Linked DNA regions of Homo sapiens: regions 1, 2 and 4 are each linked to region 3. The links are chromatin loops, found by intact Hi-C in ENCODE. Cell type or tissue: heart left ventricle. All regions are shown on one strand. Links, peaks and the distances in the headings refer to the core of each region. The heading gives the core; the rest is flanking DNA.

Region 1 (5,000 bases), core at 1-5,000, 65 kb before region 3:
ATTGACCAGGTAAAGGCTGTGATTCTATCTGACATTAGGAGTATTTTTTTCTCTCTGTACAATAGGATATGCCATTGTTATCTTGTTTGCTGAAAGGAAAAAAGACCCAGTGCCCAGATTTACACAATGAAAAGCCTCTTGGATTTAACGGTACTTTGAGAACATACGGGAGGACACTATTTAAATAATTATTTTTCTTCTGTCTTTAAGAAATAAATATTTAGCGACTGCTTTAACCATCTAAACAATTTTTTCCACTTCCTCAAAATCCCACTCTCTGGGAAGATCAGTTGTATGTGCAGAATCATCCTCAGACAGCTGTACTGCACTGGAAACCACGTCCCCTCACGGTGGCTCTGCTGACACTCCGAACTCATGGCCCGGTTCTCTCAATTCTGTCTAGGATGCAGCCAACCCAGAGAAACGTTACAGTGACAAACAACAGGTTCCACTCTGCTCCGTTCCCACATCTCTTAAAACACGAACACTCATTCATTCACAAATCCCTACGCTCGGTTCCTGTGCTGAGACTCCAGCCTGGCTGGTAATCCCAGGTAAAAATCGGAATATGGGGCACTATCTATCCTGGTGCTGCAACTGCACCAGTCACCTACAAGGCACGCAAATCCAGCTCAGTGCTCAGATTTCATTCAACAGGACTGGCCACCGAATGCTCTCAATGGTCCCCACCCCTCTTCCTGCATAAACCAAGCCACAGCCTTCCTGCCCTCAAGGAGGAACAGGCCAGCCCACCTGCTTCCTTCTGCGCTCCCTTCCCCGCCCAGTCCCCCAGGACCAGCTAAGGACGCTTCCAGGACCCCTCCAGGGGCCTTTTTCTGACCACATTTCCTGGGCTCCCATCATCTCCACAAATGAAAAGTAAACTCCTCCTTAGTGACAACCTCTCCAAACCAACCGCCTCACGGTCACCCAACTCCGCCGGAGCCCCCTACCCGTGCGAGCCCCGCCGACGGGGCGGACGGCCCCCACGGCGTGTGCCAGCGCGGGGCATTTACCTTCACGCTGGTGTAGCAGGTCTGAGTCTCGGCCTCGGCGCTGCTGCAGCAGTGGCGCCTCCGGCCCCTGCTGGTGGTCGCGGCGGGGGCTGCGGAACCCGCGCTGCTACCGCTGCCCAGCTCGGTGCGGGCCCTGCGGACGCGGGCTACGCTGGGGGGTCCCGACGCGCGGCTCGGGGGGATGGCGTCGGCGGCGTCGGTCTGGACGAAGAGGCCGGGCAGGGGTGCCGCCGGGCCCTGCGACACGCTGGTGGTCTGGCGGGGCGAGCTGGACTCGTCCGAGTCCCGGCAGTAGATCACGCCGCTCTGCGAGACATGGATGCTGGGGGCGCAGCCCATCCCTCGGCCGGGCTCCCCCGCGCGCCCGCCCGCGCCCGCGGCCGCCGGGACCCAGCGCACCCGCTGCCACCTGCAGTGAGGGGGCGGCCGCGGCGGCGCCCGGACTGCGCGCCCCCCGGCCTGTGTGTCCGCCGCTCCGTCGGGCTGGCCGCGGTGCCCCCCGCCGAGCCTCCGGGGACCGCGCGCGTCACCCCAACTTTCCCTTTTGGGCCATCTTCCTCCCCGAGCGGGGGAGCGCGCATACACAGCGCCCCGCGCGCACCAGCGGCCGCCACCCTCCCCGCCGCGGCGCCCCAAACACGCTCCCCGCGCCTCCGCCTTCCCCTCCTCCCTCGGCGCGGCCCCCGCCGCCGCCCAGCTCGACCTCGCCGGGCTCCCGCACCCGCGGCCCTGGGCCAGGGCGCCCGCCCGCCTGCCCGCCTGCCTGCACCTTCTTTCCCCACTTTCGGTCTGCGCCCGTCCCCTCCCTCCCTCGCTCCCACCCTCCTTCCTCCTCAGGTGCCCCGGCTCCGCGGCCGCAGCCGCCCGGGCCCCACTGCGCCCCTCCGCCCCTCCCGCCGCTCCCGGAGCTCTCCCGACAGGGCAGAGCGTGCCCGCGGCTCGGCTCCGCCGCGGGGCCCCTGTGCGCGGCAGCTGGCACCGCGCCTCGGCGCCCTCCCCTCCTCCTCCGCTGTCCAGAGGCCTCGTCTCTTCTGCACTCATCCCGACGCCGCCCCCAGCGCCCCAGCCCCTCTTCCCCTGAAGGGCTGTGTAAGCCTCTCGCTTTTCACCAACACATTTTCACACATCCCAGAGCTAAACACCAGGAGGCCCCTCCCGAAATGGCAGGGGCCCTACAGCCCAGGCCCACCCACCGCATTTGCTTGCCTCTCAACACACCCGGGAAGTGATGGAGAGACCTCATGGTTCCGTCCTCTTCCCCCAGCCCCACCGCCTACTCCGAAGGCTGAGTTGGATGGTGACCCAGTCTTCAGAAGAAGCCCATTCCATGTCTACTCATCGTTTGGAAGTTTGTGCCAAGGGATGGGAGGCCCTGCGGAGGAAGGCACCCTTGAACACATACGTTCCCCTAAGATCCAAGGCAAGAACAGAAAGAAGCTGTCTGATGGTTCTTGGCTTTCTCCCCCATTTTCACCTCTTCCTTAGGTGTCACTAAATGTTCATGCTGGTTTCTATCCCGTCCAGCCGCCCATGTCAACTGCTGTTCCTCACACTCTGGGCTGGGCAGTCAACAAGGCCTTCCCTCATTCTCCTTGGTGAGGCATGCACAGACTGAGCTGTGCTGGAGGAGAGGAAGAATGCCTTTAGAAGGATGGCTGCTGTTCATCCTTCCCTTGTAAACTCTGAGTTACAGCTGCGAGACACCACTGCCCATTCAGTCACTGGTTCCCGCAGTAATTCCTGCCCGATTTTCACAATGGCACGGGGAGATAAATTAGATGGTCTAAGAAAGGATTTTATCTAGAGTTGCTTATACGGACAAGGGCAGTAACATAGAGGCTTAATGCAAGGCACAAAGAAGTATCCAATTTTAAGGTTTGTTTTTTGTTTTTTTTTCATTCTTATTTTCCTTTTTCTTCCTGGACCACTCTTGGATGTGACTGGATGAAGACTTCAAAAGACAGTTTCTAAATTTCATAGAGAAGCAAGATATCATTCCCAATCCCAAATTCAGTTATACAGGGAGAGTCTAACCTTATTCTTCTACCTTTGCTTCTCTTCTCAGTTTAGCTCTCTTTTTTTGATACAAAAAAACTCCATCTCCAGCTAACCTGGAAAAAGTCTATGCTGTATTTTTTAATGGACAGGCAAATTGCTCATAAAATTTCTGCACAGGTTGGGTCCTCCTAGAAGCAGATTCTGAGATGGTGTTTAGCAGGCAGAGGGAGGCTTTTTAGGAAGTGCTCTTGTAGTCAACATTTGTGGGAGGAAATAAAGGGAGGGAATGGAGGGAGGCAAGCTTGAGCAGAGGGAGAAATTGACCAAGCCTCAGGCATCCCTGCAGGGAGGATTCTGAAGGTGGGATGATGCTTCAGAGTTGTTCTGAGTTGGGGCTGGGTTCTGAGTTGTTCTGGTGGGCCTTTATACCCCAGCATGGACCAGTCTTTACATGCAGGCCACCTCAGCGACCTTGGGCAAGGTGGCTCTCTTCAGCTGAGGCACTGCCCCTAGGAGATGTCAGCTGAGCCAAGGGCTTTCTGCTGGCAGCACTCCCAGTAGCTGGAGGAGTAAGTCCTTTCCTGGCATCATAGCCTCCACCCACAGTTCCCTTCCAGGCTGCTGAGATCCATGTTTCCTTGTCCCATCCATGCCTGTAAGAACACCACATTAAATGGCTGAGACTGAGATATGGGGACAGTCATTCATTTAAAACTAAGCCTCATAGCAACCATCTGCTCTACTTCCAAAGGACAATTTAGGACCTGGGAAAACAACATCAGAGTTAAATTGCAAAAACACTAGTCTCTATACTAGTCCCTGATGTAACGTTCAAGTCAGGGTTTAATGATTCCTAAAGCTTACCTGTGATAATGCATATAGCATTTCAGTCATTACCTTTCATGGAGCTATCAATGACAGCCTTCACATACTGAAATTTACAGCCATGCATATTCTCATGACACATGTCTACTTTTTCAGAGTTTTCTCTAGGAATGCAATGAAACCACCCAGAAAAAAGCACCAGTCACTCACTGAGGCTTTGAAAGGCAAGAAGACTGTGATGAAACAGAAATTACAACCAATCTTCTGGTGGAGAACATTAGGAGCTGAATCATGAAGCTAGAAGTCACCCAGAAACAAATTTAGGTTGAACTTTCTACATTAAAAAATAAGAATAATTAAGCCTTGAAAGAGTAGGTGACCTCAAGGTAGCTAGTGAATAGGACTAGGCTGCTTTAGTGGGTTAACTGAACAGTTCATATTAGGACCAGTGACTTTCATTGACTGCAACTTCTTTGTTGGAATAGAAGATAGAAGGGGAAATGCACTAGGTATACAGTTTTCTTCCCATTCCCAGAGCAGACAGTAGCTCAAACACATCTTCAACTGCCAATTCTGGCTTAGTGAAAGAAAAAAATAATGTGTCCTTATAATCTCCACCAAGTGTTCTCAGTGGGAATGTGCAACCTGCCCCCATTGCTGGAACAGATCTGGCTGCTGAAACTTGCAGAAGTGTGCAAGTGGAGGGGAAATGGTTTAACTGAAATCATTTCCACAGCTTAGTTCTGAAGCCTGAGTTCTGACCCACAGAAGAGATTTCTGAACCAATTGCCACTGACCACTTCAATGCATCCCAGGTGACAGCAAAGACTACAAGCTCAGACACTGTTGATAAAAATTAGGCCTAAGTTACAGAATAAGGCCAGAAAGACCAACATTATTAAAAAAATAATTAAGTGGAGAAAAATTTAGCAACAGAAAATATCCAAGAAGCAAATCAAAAGAAAGTAAACTAAATCAGAAACATATTGTAAAACAAAACCTCCAATATGTCCAGGGTCACCTGAATGGCTTGTGTGTTTTATAATAGTATTAAATAAGAGCTAACTGTAAAATTATGGCCCACAGGCACTGCAAGATCCTGAACAAATAAGGTCCCTTCCAATTCTAAGATGGCATGACTCTTCAGAATTCCTCTAGAGA
Region 2 (5,000 bases), core at 1-5,000, 290 kb before region 3:
AGTCAAGGGGATCATTCAAGATTTAAGATTCCAGCAAGCCTTGGGGGCATGCTTTGGTTCAGTTACTATAGGTCTGAGTTGAGTTTGTAGTCTTGGAGGCTGTGTGAGAAAGGTTGGAGAGCCCAGAATCTCTGGTGAAAACAAGAAGGCAATATGTAGGGATATTTGAAAGGTCTGCCTCATGGGGATATCTATTGAGTAAGAATGGATGATTCTAGGACAGGTGCTTGCAAAAATTTCAAAGGCTACTACTGCATGTGAGTCACGTGAGGAATGAGCAAGGGACTGGAGTAACATGACCTTGATTCTAATATTGACTCCATGTTTCATTTCTTGTGTGACTTTAATCTCTTTAATTTTAAATTCCTTATCTGGAAAATGGCAATGATGCTTGCCTTTCTTAACACGATGTTGTGAGGCTGAAGTGAGATAAGTATTAGTGAAAATGCTTTCAAAAGATTAAAGTTGTTTTAGTAAAAAGGTATTTATTTCTAATAGTACATTTGGAAAAATGTTTTTTGAAACCTTCAGAGGATTGCATGATGATAATGCCACTGTAGCCGTGCTTTTTTGTATCACTTGTAGGTCTCCTGATTGCTTAAGATGTGGAATGCAAGTAATTTTGCTTGCATTTTTCAGGCAGAAGAAGCTAGGTAATTTTCCCAAGGATATAGTGTTATTTAAATGAAAACTCAGGTTATCCCTCAACAGCTTCCACTGCAGGGCCAGGCTGCTAGCTATAGCTTTTCTCTAGATATATTTCAGTGAGGAAGAAGTGGCGCTAAGGGATATACTATGCAGACCTACCTTTCTCTGCATTAGTGGTTGTGTCCTACCTTCTAAATGCTCAGAGCTTTCTTTAGTGCTTTGACATTTTGGGGTTTCAGAGATTAGTACTGTAATTTGGGCTAAAGGCTAGGAATGGGAAAGGTAATGGTGGCTTTCTGATGTCACATGAGGGCTGGAAATCCATTACACTAGGAAGGGTGAGTGCTAGTTTTATGCCCATTTCTGAACTTCTTCCCCTAGAATGTATTTGCTGCAGTTGGAAGGGGTTTATACGTGTATAGCCTTCAAATGAAGCGTGTGATTGCCTGCCAGAAAACTGCACATGACTCCAATGTCCTGCACGTTGCCAGACTTCCAAACAGGTACAAGTTCCCATCTGTTCTGCAATAGATGAAAGCAAGTCACAGTTCCCAGGGCTACCAGTGTAATTTCTCAAGTGGCCAAGTTACCTGGCTTCATGGCTTGACCTGCTGTGTTCTTTTGGAAATGGAGAATGCCTGAGGGCTGTCTCTAACAGAAGGGTATGTGGCAGTATATTACAGAATTTACAAGAAGCAAGGTGCAAATGAATTACATTGAATTTCATTGTTAAGAAGAGATGATTTAAAATTTGGTATTTAACAACATAAACGACTTTGGGGCCACTTACATTGTACCAATTTTTATATTTCTCATAAACCTACCTTCTTTTTGTTTATGGCCAGAATCAAATGGTTGCTGGTCTCCTTGTTGTGTGAGGCTACTAAGTGAGTGGTTTCCTGTCAGGGTAGATTTGCTGCTGAGCTTCTAGGGACGAACATATGGACAGGGACTATCATTATTTTCTATGCAGGATATTTTTATAGTGAAGCACCCAGAGAAGAGAGGTAGCAAGAGGAGGGAAGGGGGCTGCTTAGGACATTGTGAAGTATAATTCACACTGTTTTCCCAAGGGCATTTTTTTAAATGGAGAGAATCAATTTATAGCATTTGAGCTAATGTAACGAGTAACATGTGGCTTTCCTAAAGGGTGCTTTTAGTTTGCGTTGTAACGTCATGCTAAATTGTGATTTTTGTCAGTTCCTGCTAAGAGCTGAATAAAAGCAGTTGAGGGCTCCACTGATTTCTTTCACTGCAAATTTAGCATTGGCCCTCAGTGGTGCGCTCTTTTTGTATTACTGATTTTCTGTTCTGACAGGCAGTTAATCTCATGCTCAGAAGATGGCAGTGTACGCATTTGGGAGTTAAGAGAAAAACAGCAGCTTGCAGCTGAGCCTGTACCAACAGGTGTGTGTCTTCTCTCAAAAAGGTAGTCTTTTTCTCTCCTTTTTTCTCACGTGAAAGGCAGGAGAAGGACAATTATGTGAAACCACTAAAATAATATAGAAATGCTCCAAATAGGCATCAGATGTTTATAGAAAGCATATGGTAATTGAGATCTAGGATTTACAGCTTAATACTGCCCTAATGTAGAACTGCCACTTCATTTCAAGTAAGATAGAGATTTTCTTGTTTTGAGGGAAAACTTACTTTCTGGTAATCTGAATGACCAAATGGCCTAATGAAGTATTCATTTATATTGTCTATAATTCTGACTGATACACAAAATTTGTACCGTCAGATGTCAAACCAAAGTGTTCTTTACCCTTGATGTTGAACTTAATTTATGGGAAAACATACTTTTCCTTGTGTGCTTATATCATAATTTTATGAGCTCTTGACTTCCAGGTGTTTAGTTTGAAAAACAAAACTCTGAAGGGTTGAATAAATTAGTTACCAACCTTTGCACAAGAAATCAGATGCTGGTACCTAGTTGTTTCTGGTCCTTTTGACTTCCTGAAGTCCTGGGGTGTTGCTTTTGCACATACATATACAGCTTTTCCCCTATGCCTTGTTTGTTGATCTGAGTTTTGCCCTTTTTTCCCTTGACAGTTAGACACTGCCATTCAAGCTTTGTTTCTGTCCTGTTTTATTCCAAGTGTCTTTTTGTTAATATACCTGCACCAGTGGGTGACTAGGGGCAATAAAAAGAGATGAAGAACAGACCTGGTTAGCTAAGAAAGATGAAATAACATATTCACAAAACCCTAGCACGGTGCTCAGGTACTGTCCACTTAGCCCTTGACTAAAATAAGTCTGGAACCTCTTCACATTTAAATTTTGTTTTTCTGATCTCATGTTATTGTAAGTACAGAGCACAGTAATTTTGGAAATGATTCTTTTTCTAGGTTTTTTTAACATGTGGGGATTTGGAAGAGTCAGCAAACAAGCCAGCCAACCTGTTAAAAAGCAGCAAGAAAATGCTACTTCATGTTCACTGGAGCTTATTGGAGATTTGATTGGACACTCATCATCTGTGGAGGTATTGCTGTTTAGCCACAGAATGTCCAAGCAACTCCTGCTTTTGCATTTCATTGCTCTTTTCTTTCAGTTGATCTCATAAAGGCATATACTTTTTCTTATATCTGTAGGTGTTTGTCAGATCTGAACATGGAATGGGATAGGCTATAGTATGTGCAGTTAGGGTCTCCCTTTCCGGATATATGATTTGAGGAAACAAGGAATGCATTGCTTTTAAGAATGGTCTTAATCACCATTATTTAGGAGCTGGAGATAGCTGACAGTAAGGGCAGTGTGAATAATGTTGACTATATGACAACAGTAAACAGAGGATGCATGAAGGGTTGTGGTTATATGTGTATACAGTTAAAGCCTTAACAGAATCGAATTCCAGGGGCCTTTATCAAATTCATGAACAGAGTCCTGTTTCTCCTGCCTTTGAAGGATAATAGTTTGTTAGCTTTAATGAAACCTATGCCTTGATTTTCATTGTGCAAATATGAAAGTTTTAGTTGAAAATTATGAAATGCGTAAGCTTTTAACATGTAGAAATCCAGATACATTAATATTTGCTGCAGGCATCATTGCCTGTAGTGAAGGAATAAGATCAGTTGAGGTAACAGATTAGCTGTGAGAACTAATAACAGTGTAATCAGGGCCCTAAGGAATTTCTTAAATTGTTCTTCCCTGTTTCATAGCCAAAGAACAAAAAATTTCTTTTCATTTGAAAGGGCATTCATGCTTAGGAGGAGCAGCGGCAGCATCCTTGTTAGTGAGCATTTCCTGTATTTCAGGCACTGTGCTAAACACTGGCTGCTGGAGTTTACAGAGAGAGATGAAAACAGTCCTTGCCCTCATGGATCTTACCCTTGAGTGGAGAGAAGGGGTATAGACCTAATAGGCTGTTACCCTAGGCTGCATTTGATGGACCCAAGTAAGCAGCAGTGACTCAGAAGAAACATTTCTTGCTGAATCTTGTAAATGGTTAGAGGATATAGGACTTGACACTTGAGCTGAACCTTGAAGTTTAGTAGGATGAGTATATAGCCTTGTCATCATAAGCTCCTTGATGTTGGGGTACAGTGTCATAGTTATCTTTGCTTTCCTCTAACAAGTAGCTCAGTTTTTAACTTTGTGTTTATGGTTGGGAGGTGAGCATGGACTGTGGTAGGCAGAAGGGCAAAGATAGCATTTACGTGGTGGCAAGGAGCACCTTGGCTAGGCCGGAGCGCTGGGTTCCTGTGAACAGACACTAGTAGGGGATAAAGCCTGGGAACGTGGTTTGGGGTCAGATTATGGATGTCCTTGAATGTAAGGCTGAGGAGTTTGGACTTTATTTTTTAAATAGTAGGAACTCATTAAAAAGGTTTTTAGATGGTAGGGAAAACCCCATGTAAAAGACATTCAAAATGTGTTTGAATGTGGCACATTTCTCATTCTATAAAACAGTGTCAGCTTCTTAGGAATTTTCCTGAGTGAAAGTGTTGAGACCTGAACACTTTTAAAAAGCATCTCCAGCTTCGTTGATAAAATCTAGGCTATCTTTGCAGTGTCACCTGAATTTCCTCATTTCTTTTTTTTTCTTTGAGACAGCATCTCACTCTGTTGCCCAGGCTGGAGTGCAGTCTTGGGTCACTGTACTCTCCGCCTCCCAGGTTTAAGCAATTCTCCTGCCTCAGTCTCCCAAGTAGCTGGGATTACAGGTGCCCGCCACCACGCCCAGCTAATTTTTGTACTTTTAGTAGAGATGGGGTGTCACCATGTTGGCCAGGCTGGTCCTCATTTCTATTTTCATCCTTGCTCTACTGGCGCAACCCCTCTACCTGTGTACTGAATTTTGTGTTTTCCAGTTTCCGAAGGAATTCTGCTCCCATGTTTCCTCCCTTCACTCC
Region 3 (7,956 bases), core at 1,263-6,262:
GCTAACAAGCATATGCAAAGATGCACAATATCATTAGTCATTAGGGAGACACAAATTAAAACCACGATAAGATATCACTACATCCCCACTAAAATAGTTATGATGTAAAAGAGAGACAATACCAAATGTTGGTGAGGATGTGGGAAAATTGAAACCATCATATATTGTTGATAAGAACGTAAAATGGCCCGTTCATGTTAGAAAACAGTTTGACAGTTTCTTTAAAAGTTAAACATACATTTACCATACAATCTAGTGATTCCACTCATAGGAACCTACCCAAGAGAAAGAAAAGCATGTCCACACAAAACTGTACATGAATGTTTACAGCAACATTATTCATTACAGTCAAAATCAGGAAACAACCCAAATTTCCATTAACTGATGAATGAATAAGCACAGTGTAATATGAGCAGATAAGAGAATACTCCACACAGCAGCCAGGGTGAACTTTTGAGATTACAAACTTGATCTGTGATATTAAGGTTAAAAGACAAATGAGACAATTGTAGCAAGTTTGTTAACAGTTTTAAAGTATTTGACTATATAAGTGTATATAATGTCTTGTCTTGGTACCTGTGTAAGTCATTTTGGAACTGATACACATTGTTGCTGACCTGCTGACTTGCTTCTTTGGTATGAAGCAGCATCTGGGCTTGCAATTTCTCTACTTCCCTGAATTCTCTTTCAGTTTTTCTGACTCCTAAGCCAGGTGTATGTGTTTAGCTCCATAATGAAGGACTCCAGCTTCTGTGGAGTCTGGCTCATATTCATGAGACAATAGCCTTTTTCTGATCTTCATTTCCTGCCTGCGGACTTCAGAGATTTGGCTGGGGTCAGATCTGCTCCCAAGCTCATGTGGCTTTTAGAACATTCAGTTTCTTGCAGGTTGTCAGACTGAGGACCTCATTTTCTTGCCGTCAGTTGGAGGCTGCCTTCAGCTCCTATGCTATATGGCCCTCTTCACATGGCAACTTGCTTTTTCAAAGACAGCAAGGGAGAGAGAATCTCCTGGAAAGATGGATTAGAACATTTTTTTACTAATAAAAAAATTGTATTTACTTAGAAGCATTCAGAATTCAGAATGTCAACAAAACAGCTGCCACTTTTTTTTTTGCAATTACAGAGTGGTATTCAGTTAACAAAACAACAATTATTTCATATAAGCTGCATCAGAGACAAGTGAAAATAAAAAATCTACCATCCCCATGTATAACTAATTTGTGCTGTGCACTAAGAAGAACCTGCTTTAAATTTCCTTGCCAGTTTACAACCCCCATACTGTATCAGGCAAGGTTAGTGCCCATTGAAAATACACCAGGACAGGGCTATCTAAAGCCACATTCAGTAGTGTGTTAACTATACAAAAAAGACACTGTGCAGTTTAAAAACAAATGTTACACAGCCTTACATCTCAATGTCTTTCTTTAAAAGGAGTTGTAAACAGGGGGTTTAAATGCTTTCTAGACAAGAAAAAAAACTGTGCTAGAACCAACTTACTCATTATCATCATCATCATCATCTTCATCTTCCTCTTCTTCCTTTTTTTGCTTTTTTTAGCCGTGACAACTCCCTTTTTTGCTGCATCAGGCTTTCCTTTAGCTCAGTATGAGGCAATATCCTTTTCATATTTTTCCTTCAGCTTCACAGCCTTCTTTTCATAAGGCTGCTTATCATCTGAGGCAGTGCCCTTCCACATCTCTTCCAATTTCTTTACAACTCACCAATGGATAGGCCAGGATGTTCTCCTTTGATTTTCGGGCAATACTCAGAACAGAACAAGAAAACAGCCAAAGAATGCCTCTTGGGTGCATTGGGATCCTTGAACTACTTTTTCGTCCTAAAGGGGATCTTTAGGAGGGATATAGGTTTTCATCTGTCTTTCATAACGAGCCTTGTTCGCCTTTGCCATGTCTTCAAATTTCCCTTTCTCTTTAGCAGACATGGTCTTGCACCTCTCTGAGCACTTCCTAGAAAACTGAGAAGTTGACTGAACCATCTGGGTGCTTCTTCTTATGCGCCTCCTGACAAGTTTGCCAAAGAATGCATATAATAACACCTTGCCTCTCAGGTTCCATGGATCTCTTTTGCCCATGTTTAGTTATTTTTCCTCAGTGAGGCACAGAGCTTTCCAGTACCCACCTGGCTCTCACTTGCCCCCGTGCTCTCTCTATGCAGCTCAATGTACTCAGAATCTTATATAATATAATCATGTAAACATAATCACATATATCTCATCATTTTTTGCCAAATTCTACTAGTTAGAAGCAAATCACAGGTTCCATCCACACTCATGGCGAGATCCCACAAGGGTGAAACCAGGAGGTGGGGATTGTGGGAGCTACCCTAGCATCTGTCCTCAGTTCACCCTTTTGGCCTCCAATGATTTGTGTCCCTCTCACACACAAAATACATTTACTATTTCCCAAGGTCCCTGAGAACCTCATATCATTACAGCATCTGCTTGAAGTCCAGCATCTCATCATTTAAATCAGGTCCAGGTATGCATGAGGCTCCTTGAGCGTAGTTCCTCTCAATCTATAAAACTAAAGACAAATCGTCTTGCTCCTAATGCACAATGAAGGAATGAATATAGTAAAATAGTTATAGACATTTCTAGTTAAAAAGAGAAGGAGAGGTGGGCAATGGAAGATAAAAAGGAGTTACAGTCCAAAGCAGTTTTAAAACCCAGCCTAGCAAACTTCAGTCAGAATTCTTTGATTAGATTTCAAGGGCTGGGAATAATTCACCATAGCTCTTGGTTCCACCCTCTGAGTCATCTTTCCTTTTTTCATGAAAAGTAGCACATGTTTGCAGCTGAGTAGTTTTATCATTCTGCTTCCTGCCAGTAGAATTTTGGAGATCTAACAGCCTCCTTTCATTTTGTACTCTTTCCGTCCCTTTCAGTTTAAGTTGGCAGTGTTTTTGCTGAAATACTTTTCTTAAATACTTTGTGGGTCTCCAGTAAATTTCCCTTTACATAAAGGCCACATCCAAGGTTCTTTTTGAGCTAGGCCCCCTTCTACCTTGAGTTCCTGCTGAGATGGTTGAAAGATAACTCAATTAAGCTTCCAAAAGGTCCTATTATTTGAGAGGTTCTGTGAGATACACCATTAATCTCTGGAGAGGGCCCTTTGTATGACTGAATACTACTCTGATCCCTTAATCTTCCTGAGATTTTAACAAAAGCTTGTACAATCACTACTTAGCTTTTTCTCTAGGCCAGGACTTATCTCTATGCCACAAGCTCAAAAGTGATTTCTTAATTTTAACATCTTTTGCCATCTGGAGAGACTGAGAATTTTCAGAATCATCTTTGATTCCTTTTTGTTTAACAGTTCTTCCCTCGATTTATCACTCTCCTCTTGCATTTTACTATAAGCACCAAGAAGAAACCAGGTGGTACCTTCAACACTTTGCTTGGAAATCTTTTTAGCTATATTTCATCACTTTGTATATGTATCATTGTGATGATTCATTTGTGTGTTTCTGCTTTTAAGGCATTTGTAGCATTTAAAAGACTTAGATATAGGATATTTGTGATTTTAGAAGTATATATATATTATACACTATATATTACATATATTTAGGATAATCAATTAGTTTATAAACTAATATTTAGATATTTGGAAAATGTCACATTTGTTAAATGCATAAGTTTTCATTTTTAGTCGTTTAGGGAGTATTTGAATTTTTAGGAGAATACTGTTTATTAAATAATTAATAAAGATGTAAGCAGACTACAAATAGCAGTGATTGTGCCTCTCTACACACAGAGGCCTCTCAGACATTGAAGAATTTAATCAGATGTAAACATTCCAGAAAGATTCATGGGGGTGATATTGAAATCAGGGGAACTTAGAACCTGAGAGCCAGGCCTGGCTATCAGTTGCTGCTTCGGTGAAGAGAATGGACGGCGGCCTTGCAACGCTGCTGCCCTGACTCCCTCTAGTGGTTCGGTCTGCAAAGACTGCCTTTCCTGATCACCAAGAGAAAAAATCTTTTGCTAGGTCATCTCTCTCCAAAAAGTTTCATTTGCTTGGTGAGACAAAAAAAAAAAGCTCAAAAATTCTTCCTCCAACATTTTTATATATATCTAGTCTTCATACAAACATTTCCTATATAACCAAGTATCACCACCTACTTTGAACATCTTTAATGATTATAAAATGCTTCCTTCTTTTCAGCGGACACCGTCCCTATGACTCGTACTCATTGGTCCTGTATTTACCGTTTGGAGCCACGCAATTTTCACTGCTCTTCCACCTGACAGCACTTCAAATCTTTGAAAACTTTGAAAACAGCTTCTTGTCCCCGCTGCAACTTATCTTCTTCAGGCCAACACACGTTGTTCATTCAACTGCTCCTTCTTTGACCCAGTTTCCAGATTCTTCTGTCCCCATTGCTCCCCTCTGGAGGCACTCCAATTTCTCAACAGCCCCTGGAGACATCCTGACTGCCAAGACCTGGACCCAGTGCCTGAGATGTGGTCCTACTGCCCCACAGAGCAGTGGGGCTGACACTACCCTCCTCCTGGACACTTCTCTTGTGAATCCATGCTCTTTTGAGCAGATTTACAAAATAATGGACCAAAGGCTGAGATTTCTCATGTCTGGATTCTTCTCGTATGAGGCAACTTCACGTTTGCTTTACCCTCCATGTAGCCAGGAAACATTTTCTGTTCTTGGACCGAACTTAGTTTCCCAAATACTGATGTATGCAAACAACTTCAAGCAGACCAGGGCTGTGTGAACTTGGACTGCCACTGATCAGAGCGCTAAAAAAAAAAAAAAAAAAAAAAAATCCCTCAAGAAGGACCACTCCCTTATGAGATTGAGGCTTGGGAGCTTGAGAATGCACCTCTCATCTTCAAGCTGGGGACATCTGACTAGCCTAAATCCCCTCTGCTGCTGTTTAAACTCATTTCCTCTAATATTGCCCTCTGTGGACAAGAAGAAAAAAGACTTGATGTCAATAATGTAACATCGTTTTATAGTTTGAAGACTGATACACCTCTCTCCTCTGAATGAATGTAGACATTTCCCTAAAGGGCTATTTTTCAAAACCTTTCATCAGTTACTTTGTCTCCCCTGGCTCCTTTCCAATTTCTCCATAACATCTTCCACTTATGGGCCCCAAGACTGAACAGTATGTTTTAATGACTGATATTGGCTATAGATTAAGAATTATATCTGTGAAAATATTTCCATTATAACATAGCTCATTGTTACAAAGATCTACACATGTAAGAAATCCCTGGCGTATAACAGGTTACATTTCAAAACTTTCTTTGTAGATCAATTATTTGGTATTTGGGCACATTTTTCCATAAAAACAATGTTATATCTTGTATTTGGACTCTGAGCCTAGCAAACAAGAGCCAGTTTAATCCACAGAGCAATAATGATATCAGGTTGAATTTCAAGAACAGGAGTTCTCCGATGTTGAGAATAGAAGACGCAAGATGATGGGAATCTCTTCCTCCAGTTTCTCATCAGGGAGCCGCACATAGGGAACATTAGGAAAGGGATGGCTATTAACTTTGGGTGTCTTCTCACATTCTTTTCTGGCCCTCCCCACCTCCTTGGGTTCTGGTTCCCGATATCCTAGGGTTCCCCGAAGTCTCCTAGGGTGCTGCCTCACTCAGATCTTCCCACAGTCCCCAACTCTCCATGCCTCAATACATCTTAGCTCCTCTCTCTTATGATCCAAACACACATTTCCTTAATGAAGCTAAGTTTGGGAGAGGGTTAGGATGACAAGCTTTCCTTGAACCAGCTGCCATTGAGTAAATTCTGAGCAAAGCGTCTGTTTTTAAATGAGTAGCTTACTTATCCAAAAGACTCTCATCTGTGCAGTTTCAGGCACTGCCACAAAATTAAAAAAAAAAAAAGATTACATGAAGGGAATAATTTGGGGAATGTGGAAGCCATTATAATAAGTGTGCTTATTCTTCCTGCTTGGGAATCTATCCCAAATGGTACCTGCTTTCCACAGATTCCCTCCTTTCCCCCTTTCTGAATCACAGATTATATGCCCCAGATTGTTTTCAGCAGTTCCAAGATTTTTAAAATTGTTTTTATCTTGAGAAATTACTGAATTAAGGCAGATAGACAACCCCCTGCCACCAGAAGAGTACATACTGTAGGATGCCATTTATATAAAACTAATCTATAGTGATAGAAAACAAATTGTTTAAGCAAAAAATGGATTACAAAAGGGCCTGAGAAAACTGTGGGAGGAAACAAATGTTGATTGTGGTAAAGATTCCATGGGTACGTACACTTGTCAAAACTTATCACATTGTGTACTTTAAATAAGTGCAGTTTAGTGTACATCAATTATACTCAATAAAGTTGTAAAAAAGAGAAATGCAACCAATATGCAAAAAGACTAATTGGCATTTATTAACAGCTCATATTTGCCTCAAGGATTGTTTATAAAAAATGAACTAAATAAAACAGATAAAAGTGACATCCCCAGACACAGTTCCAGTTCTTTACTGCAACCTCCAGAAGCAAGTAGCATGAATTTAGTGTATATCCAAATCAGTCCACTGGTAATAATTTTACATACATATATAGTCTTAATATAATGTATTATTTCTGTGTTTTTAAAATTTATATCAATGACATGCACATTTTATTCCATGAATCTCTTTTCTTTACATTATGTTACGTGTTGGTATTATATAGATACTTTATACATGGATATATTATGTTATATATGGGAACAATCCATTCCTTCTAATGGCCATTATAACAATTCATATCCTAATAGAATATTATGGTAATTCATATCAAAATAGAACGTGAATATGTTACATTTTATTTATAAATTCTCTCTTTGATAGGCATTTCAGTTGTTTCTAAGGTTTCATAATTATAAGCAATATTGCAATAAGCTAAGGTTTTCAAAACAAATGTCATGGTATTGGCGGTAGGAGTTACTGGGTAGTAGCCACCTGGTAGGTATATAGATAGGTCTTCTATGAGTCAGATATTGGTAAAGTAGAATGTCCTGTTTCAAGGATCCATGGACTGCACAAAAATAGCCAAAGTTGAATAAGACCCTGTCTTTAAATTCCAGAACAACAAAGTGGTGCTATTATGTATCCTGCAGAGTTGGAGATGATTCAGAGGACAATTCCAATGCCCCATAGAGTTTAAATCTGACTTGGATACAGTTGAGATTCAAAGCAGATGACCTCCCACAAAGCAGGTGGGTTAGATGCCTTTAGCAATAGGCCAAAGCAACTCAACTCTATCTGTTGCTGTTTAAAGCCTTCTTGAAGGTCGTTAATGTTAAATGAGCACCAGAAAATGTATATTCATTGCTTCTAGGTTACTATGTTTGATACATATGTATTAAATCTACCTTGTTTATAGTATTAGATCCCTCTTTTGTGCTTAATTTTTACTCTCTTGATTTGGTAAAGGTTCAAGGTAGCATGTTAAAGCATCCCATTGCTATTATGTTTCTAACAATTTTTCTAAAAACAAACATATACCAATTCCCAAAATTTATAGCTTTGTTATAATTTTAGAATATTGAAAGGTAAAATTCATATCTCAAAAGTATAGAGAAGAGAACTTCTAGCAATATAGTGGACTGAGATTATATAGAAGAATTCCCTCTTCAGTTACTGTTACAGGGAAACACAGAGAAAATTTTTTTATATATCTATATATACACATGTATATGAGTACAAATATGTACACACACACATACATGTATGTGTATATATACGTACATGTGTATGTATATATACGGTGGATGTACCTGACAGCAATAACTTAAGCATACTCTGTACAGCAGCCTGTATGGCAAACACATCTGACAGCAATAACTTAGCCTAGGAAATGGGGGTTGCCATGTGGATGTTGCTGGAGAGAGGGTGCTGAGTGAAGGTGCTGTATAAACTGCAGGCTTTTGGAAAGCAGTTGTGGTTCTCTT
Region 4 (5,000 bases), core at 1-5,000, 94 kb before region 3:
GTAGTCAAAGCATTTGAATACATATTTGACTATAATGATGAGTTACTCCCAATACTTGCCGAAGAAAAGCAATGAGGTGTGCGTGCTGAACTGACAGTAAGTGTATCAACCAGTTTTCCGGATGTTTTATTCAAAAGCCACTCTTCCAAAAATGCTATACTAGTGAGTGCTCTAGAAAAAGAACTCTTTTCATTTGGCTGCTGTCTCCCTTGTTGATTGCAACTCCTGTTTGCAACTGTCTCACTTTTTCTCCTTTATCCCTCATTTTTGCACTAAAAAAATTCACTATGTGTTACTAAAATGAATAGCAATCTGGTCACTTCCTAGGAAGTTTTGTAAACATGCTTATTTAGGAAAACGCTGCTTAGTTGCAACTACGTATTATTCAAAAGGTTAATTCAACATTTTATCCCTCTGTATTTGGAAACCTGTATTTGAAAGACAAAATAATTTTATTTTATGGAAATGCAAATCAGAAAGCTTCTTGGAGGTAAGAGTTATGTATTTTTCTTTCTTTATTTCCTTTCACAACACTTATTGCATAAAATGGGTACTGAATAATTGTCAGCTTAGTTAATTTCAATTTGAATGTGTTTGAATAATTAGTGTGGGTATAACACTTTAAATAGCATATTTTACTGAAAAGATATTAATAGCTAGCCCTAGTGATGGAGAAGATGTTGGCATAGGATTATCTGACTGGTGACAAGGCAGATGTACACTAGGTTATCTTATGGTTTCTACTTTCTTTCTACATGAGTAGAATCCTGTCTACGAGACCTCCTGTGACCTCGGAGTTTTAATTAAAATTTAAATTGCCCTTGGCCGGGCGCGGTGGCTCACGCCTGTAATCCCAGCACTTTGGGAGGCCGAGGCGGGCGGATCACGAGGTCAGGAGATCAAGACCATCCTGGCTAACACGGTGAAACCCCGTCTCTACTAAAAATACAAAAAAGTAGCCGGGCGCGGTGGCGGGCGTCTGTAGTCCCAGCTACTCGGAAGGCTGAGGCAGGAGAATGGCGTGAACCCGGGAGGCGGAGCTTGCAGTGAGCCGGGATCGCGCCACCGCACTCCAGCCTGGGCAATAGAGCGAGACTCCATCTCAAAACAAAACAAAACAAAACAAATTTAAATTGCCCTTTCAAAAAACTCTCAATTGAATGACTAAAACGAAATACAAAAAAAAAAAGCTTCATTTTAACTTTTGTCTTGTGCTGTTACTGGAGAGCTTGTTGAAAAGGAAGGATCACAGAAAAAGTACTGATGAAGGAAGCAAAACACTTAAACTTAGATGCACTTGGAGAGACTGACGTCGAAGGGTTAGGGTTGCTGCTGTGTTTTTCTGCTCAAGGACCCCCTATAAAACATTGTGTTCCCAGGGGATAATGGACCAGGAGCAGCTATAAACAAACATGCTTTAAAAGCCACCCAAGTAGAAGAGCATTCTGGAGAGACAAGCCTGGGTTATTACAAGAATGAAAGCTCTGAACAGGAAGGTGTTTAACCTCATCTAAGATCTTACAATACAGCTAAAGCTAGAGGAGCCCATGTTTGTTAGAAAGATGTGTGGAAAGTTTTAAAGTTACATAAGCATAAGAGATTGGAATTGGATCATGTTCATCAAAAGTGTGGATTTCGATTTCAGAAAGGTTAGATGTTATTTTCCACACTAAAATTATCCAGTAAAGGAGAGAAAAGATTGGTGTTGTTTATTGTACAAAGAATTAGAGAAAAGAAAGGTGGCCAGATATCAGTAGCCCCAGGGAACTTGAAAATACCAAGAGATTGCAAACAAGGAAGTGCTTGGAAAATCGAAGCCATAGGTTGTTTATGTACTGCTAGCATCACCTCCAAGCTGCATATATATGGATCTAACACTAAAAAGCACATTACAGAGAACTAAATTATGAGACAGATCACTTTTCAGGTCACAGACTGGCCACTGGGTGGCATACACATGGGACATATTCAAAGAGCATTGAAAAGGCTTTAAAAATGTAATTGATATAACCACAAAAGAAGGCTGACTAGAAATTGTGGTCTGAACCCAACAGGGTTGATTCCCTGCTAAAACGGAAATATCAAGATTCACCATAAGATTTAATCAAGATACAAAGTCTTATAATCAATCTAAAATTCCTGGACATAAGAACCAGGAAAATTACAACTTGCATGGGACAAGATAATTGACAGATGTTGTGATGATTAATTTTATGTGTCAATTTGACTGGGCTAAGGGATGCCTAGATAGCTTTTAAAACATATCTGAGTGTATCTGTAAGGATGTTTCTGGGAAAGATTAGCATTTGAATTAGTAGACTGAGTAAAGACATTCACCTTCACCAAGTGGGTGGACATCATACAATCTGTTGAAGGCCTGAAAAGAACAAAAGGGCAGAAGAAGGGCAAATTCATTCTCTCTTCTTGAGCTGGCACATTCATCTTCTCTTGCCCTTGGCCATCAGTGCTCCTGGTTCTCTGGCCTTTGGACTCGTACTAGAATTTACACATTGACTCTGCTGGTTCTCAGACCTTCAGATTTGAACTAGAACTGCACTGCCAGATTTCTCAGGCCTCCAGGTTGCAGATGTCAGATCATGAGAATTCTCTGCCTCCATAACTACATGAGCCAATTCCTTGTAATAAACCACTTTCTGTATATCTATGTGTATCCTATTGGTTCTGTTTCTATGAAGAGCCCTCAGTAATATAGATGTCAACACAAAAATGACAAAGATGCTGGAATTATCTGACAAAGACTAAGCAATTATTATAAAAAATTCCAATAAGCAAGAGTTAACACTTGAACCAACTGGAAAGATTTAAAGTCTCAGCAAAGAATAGAAGATATAAAAAAGAATCAAATGAAAATCTGATGACTAAAGGATAGAATAACCAAAATAAAAAACCAACTGGATAGGCTCAATGTTAGAATGATTGAAGAAAAGAATCAGTGAACTTTGCACATGATTCAATACAAATTATCCAATCTGAACAAAAGAGAAAAGACTGAACTAAAAAAACAGAGTCTTAGGAACCTGAACAATAACAAAAGGTCTTAAAATCATGTCATGGAATTTCAGAAAGAGAAGACAAAGAAATATTTGAAGAAATAATGGTTGGAATATTTCCAACTGTGGCAAAAGTCATAAACCTATATATTTAAGAAACTTAGCAAACTCAAAACACGATAAACTCCAAGAAATCCATGTCCAGAAACATAATCAAACTACTGAAAACTAAAGATAATGAAAAATTCTTGAAAGCATCCAAAGAAAATGGTACACTATTTACAGGGGGACCATAATTCAAATGACTAAAGGTTTCTCACCAGAAACCATGGGAGACAGAAGGTAGTGAAATATCATCTTCAAAGTCCTGGGGTGGGGGGAACCTGTTCACTCAGGATTCTATATTTTATGAAAATATTCATAGGGAATTAAGGTAAAATAAAGACATTCTCAAATGCAGAAAAGACTTAAAAATCAGTTGTCAACAGACCTGCTCTAAAAGAATTCTAAAGAAAAGCTTTCAGATTAAAGGAAATTGATACTAGGAGAAAACTTGGAACATCACGAATGAAGGAAAAGCAATAGATTGTAAATATTTGGGTAACTATAGTAGATTATTCTTCTCTTGAATTCTTTAAAGTATGTTTGACAGTTGAAAGAAAAATTTATGACATGGCCTAATGGAGTTTTCAATGTACATATAACTAGTATATAAAATAACTATGAAGAAGATTGGATAAAAAAGACACACATGAAGATTTCTTTATATAATTTGAAGACATAGAATATCGTTTCTAAGTTCACTATGAAAAGTTAAGTGTGTGTGTGATAATCCCTAGAGCAACCACTAAAAAATCTACACAAAGAGATGTAGTAAAAAACACAATAGATAAATTAAAATTGAATACTAAAAAATGTTTGAATAAACCAGAAAAAGCAGAAAAGATGGAACAGAGGAATGAAAAACAGGGGAAGCAAACATAAAGCAAATAATAAAAGTATGGACATTAAATGTAAATGGTCTAAATAAATCAATTAAAAGACAGAAATTGTTAGAATGAATTAAAAACACATGACCCAACTACATGCTATCTATAAGAAACTCACTTCAAACATAATTATACAGGTAGAATCAAATGGAAAAGAATAAACCAGGTGAATACTAATCAAACAAAGGGAATATCTGTCTAAGTAAACTTTAGATTAAAGAAAATTACTAGGGATAAAAAGGGAAATTACATAATCATAAAAAAGTCAATTCACCAAGCATACATGAAAATACTAAATATACAATTAGCAAACAACGGAGCTTCAAAATACATAAAGCAAAAACTGACAAAACTAAAGGCAAAAATAGACAAATTCACAATTACAGTTGGAGGTCTCTTTCAGTAATTAATAGAACTATTAGACAGAAAATAAGCATGAATATAGAAAAACCAAACAATACCATCATCCAACTGAACTAAATTGACATTATAGAACACTTTCCCAGCCAATATCATTTCATTTTTTTCCCTTCCTTTGTGGAAAAACTCCTCAAAATAGTTATCTAAATTTACTCTCCCCCATTCTCTCTTTGAACCACTCTAGGCAAGATTTTGCCTCCATCACCACACTGAAACTGTCCTGGTCAAGTTCACTGATGACCTCCATGTTGCTAAATCCAGTGGTCCAATATTGGTCCTCATCTTTTTTGAACTATCAGCAGCATGTGACACAGTTAATCACTTCCTCCTCTTCAAAACACTTTTTCCACTTGGCATTCAAGTGAAAGTCACTACACTTCTTCCTCCTATTCAGTGGCTACTCATTCTTAGAAACTGAATTTCTCCTCATCAACCCAGCCTCTAACTTCTGGGTGCCCCAGGTCTTAATCTAGTTCTTAGATCTCTTCTTCTATCCATACTCACTCACTTGATGATCCCATCCAGTTTCATAGCTTTAAGTGTCATCTATGCACTGATGACTCCCACATTTGTGTCTACA

What was found. Peaks named below come from ENCODE experiments on the same cell type or tissue, not always from the same donor. Only the 100,000 strongest peaks of a DNase experiment are listed, where the experiment ranks them.
Region 1: a loop joins it to region 3, with 2.3 times the contacts of the local background. A loop is called at or near these places in 13 of 110 quality-filtered maps.
Region 2: it touches region 3 in a loop (6-fold over the local background); 40 of 110 quality-filtered maps call a loop at or near these places.
Region 4: it touches region 3 in a loop (22-fold over the local background); 40 of 110 quality-filtered maps call a loop at or near these places.

Annotation. Positions count from the first base shown.
Region 1 is chr5:77,207,281-77,212,280 of GRCh38, reverse strand. PDE8B (phosphodiesterase 8B) reads right to left here and starts at 1,601. Exons shown (of 22, transcript NM_003719.5): 1 at 1,017-1,601. The coding sequence starts at 1,355. In heart left ventricle, for the core only: no CTCF peak of the experiment used is centred there; DNase peaks (open chromatin) are centred at 2,130 and 3,540; H3K4me3 peaks cover 2,051 bases; H3K27me3 peaks cover 1,665 bases.
Region 2 is chr5:77,434,391-77,439,390 of GRCh38, reverse strand. WDR41 (WD repeat domain 41) reads left to right here. Exons shown (of 13, transcript NM_018268.4): 10 at 1,030-1,151; 11 at 1,967-2,055; 12 at 2,997-3,130. Among named protein-coding and RNA genes, the nearest start is that of WDR41, 55 kb to the left of the region's middle. In heart left ventricle, for the core only: a CTCF peak has its summit at 1,992 (motif pointing right); no DNase peak of the experiment used is centred there.
Region 3 is chr5:77,140,707-77,148,662 of GRCh38, reverse strand. It overlaps ZBED3-AS1 (ZBED3 antisense RNA 1), which reads right to left. Exons shown (of 3, transcript NR_182763.1): 3 at 1-1,011. It also overlaps a transcript of PDE8B not described here and the pseudogene HMGB1P35. Among named protein-coding and RNA genes, the nearest start is that of ZBED3, 57 kb to the right of the region's middle. RefSeq lists an enhancer at 3,805-4,099. In heart left ventricle, for the core only: a CTCF peak has its summit at 3,958 (motif pointing left); a DNase peak (open chromatin) is centred at 3,922; H3K27ac peaks cover 324 bases.
Region 4 is chr5:77,236,276-77,241,275 of GRCh38, reverse strand. All of the region lies in intron 1 of PDE8B (phosphodiesterase 8B), which reads right to left. Among named protein-coding and RNA genes, the nearest start is that of PDE8B, 28 kb to the right of the region's middle. In heart left ventricle, for the core only: a CTCF peak has its summit at 1,954 (motif pointing right); no DNase peak of the experiment used is centred there.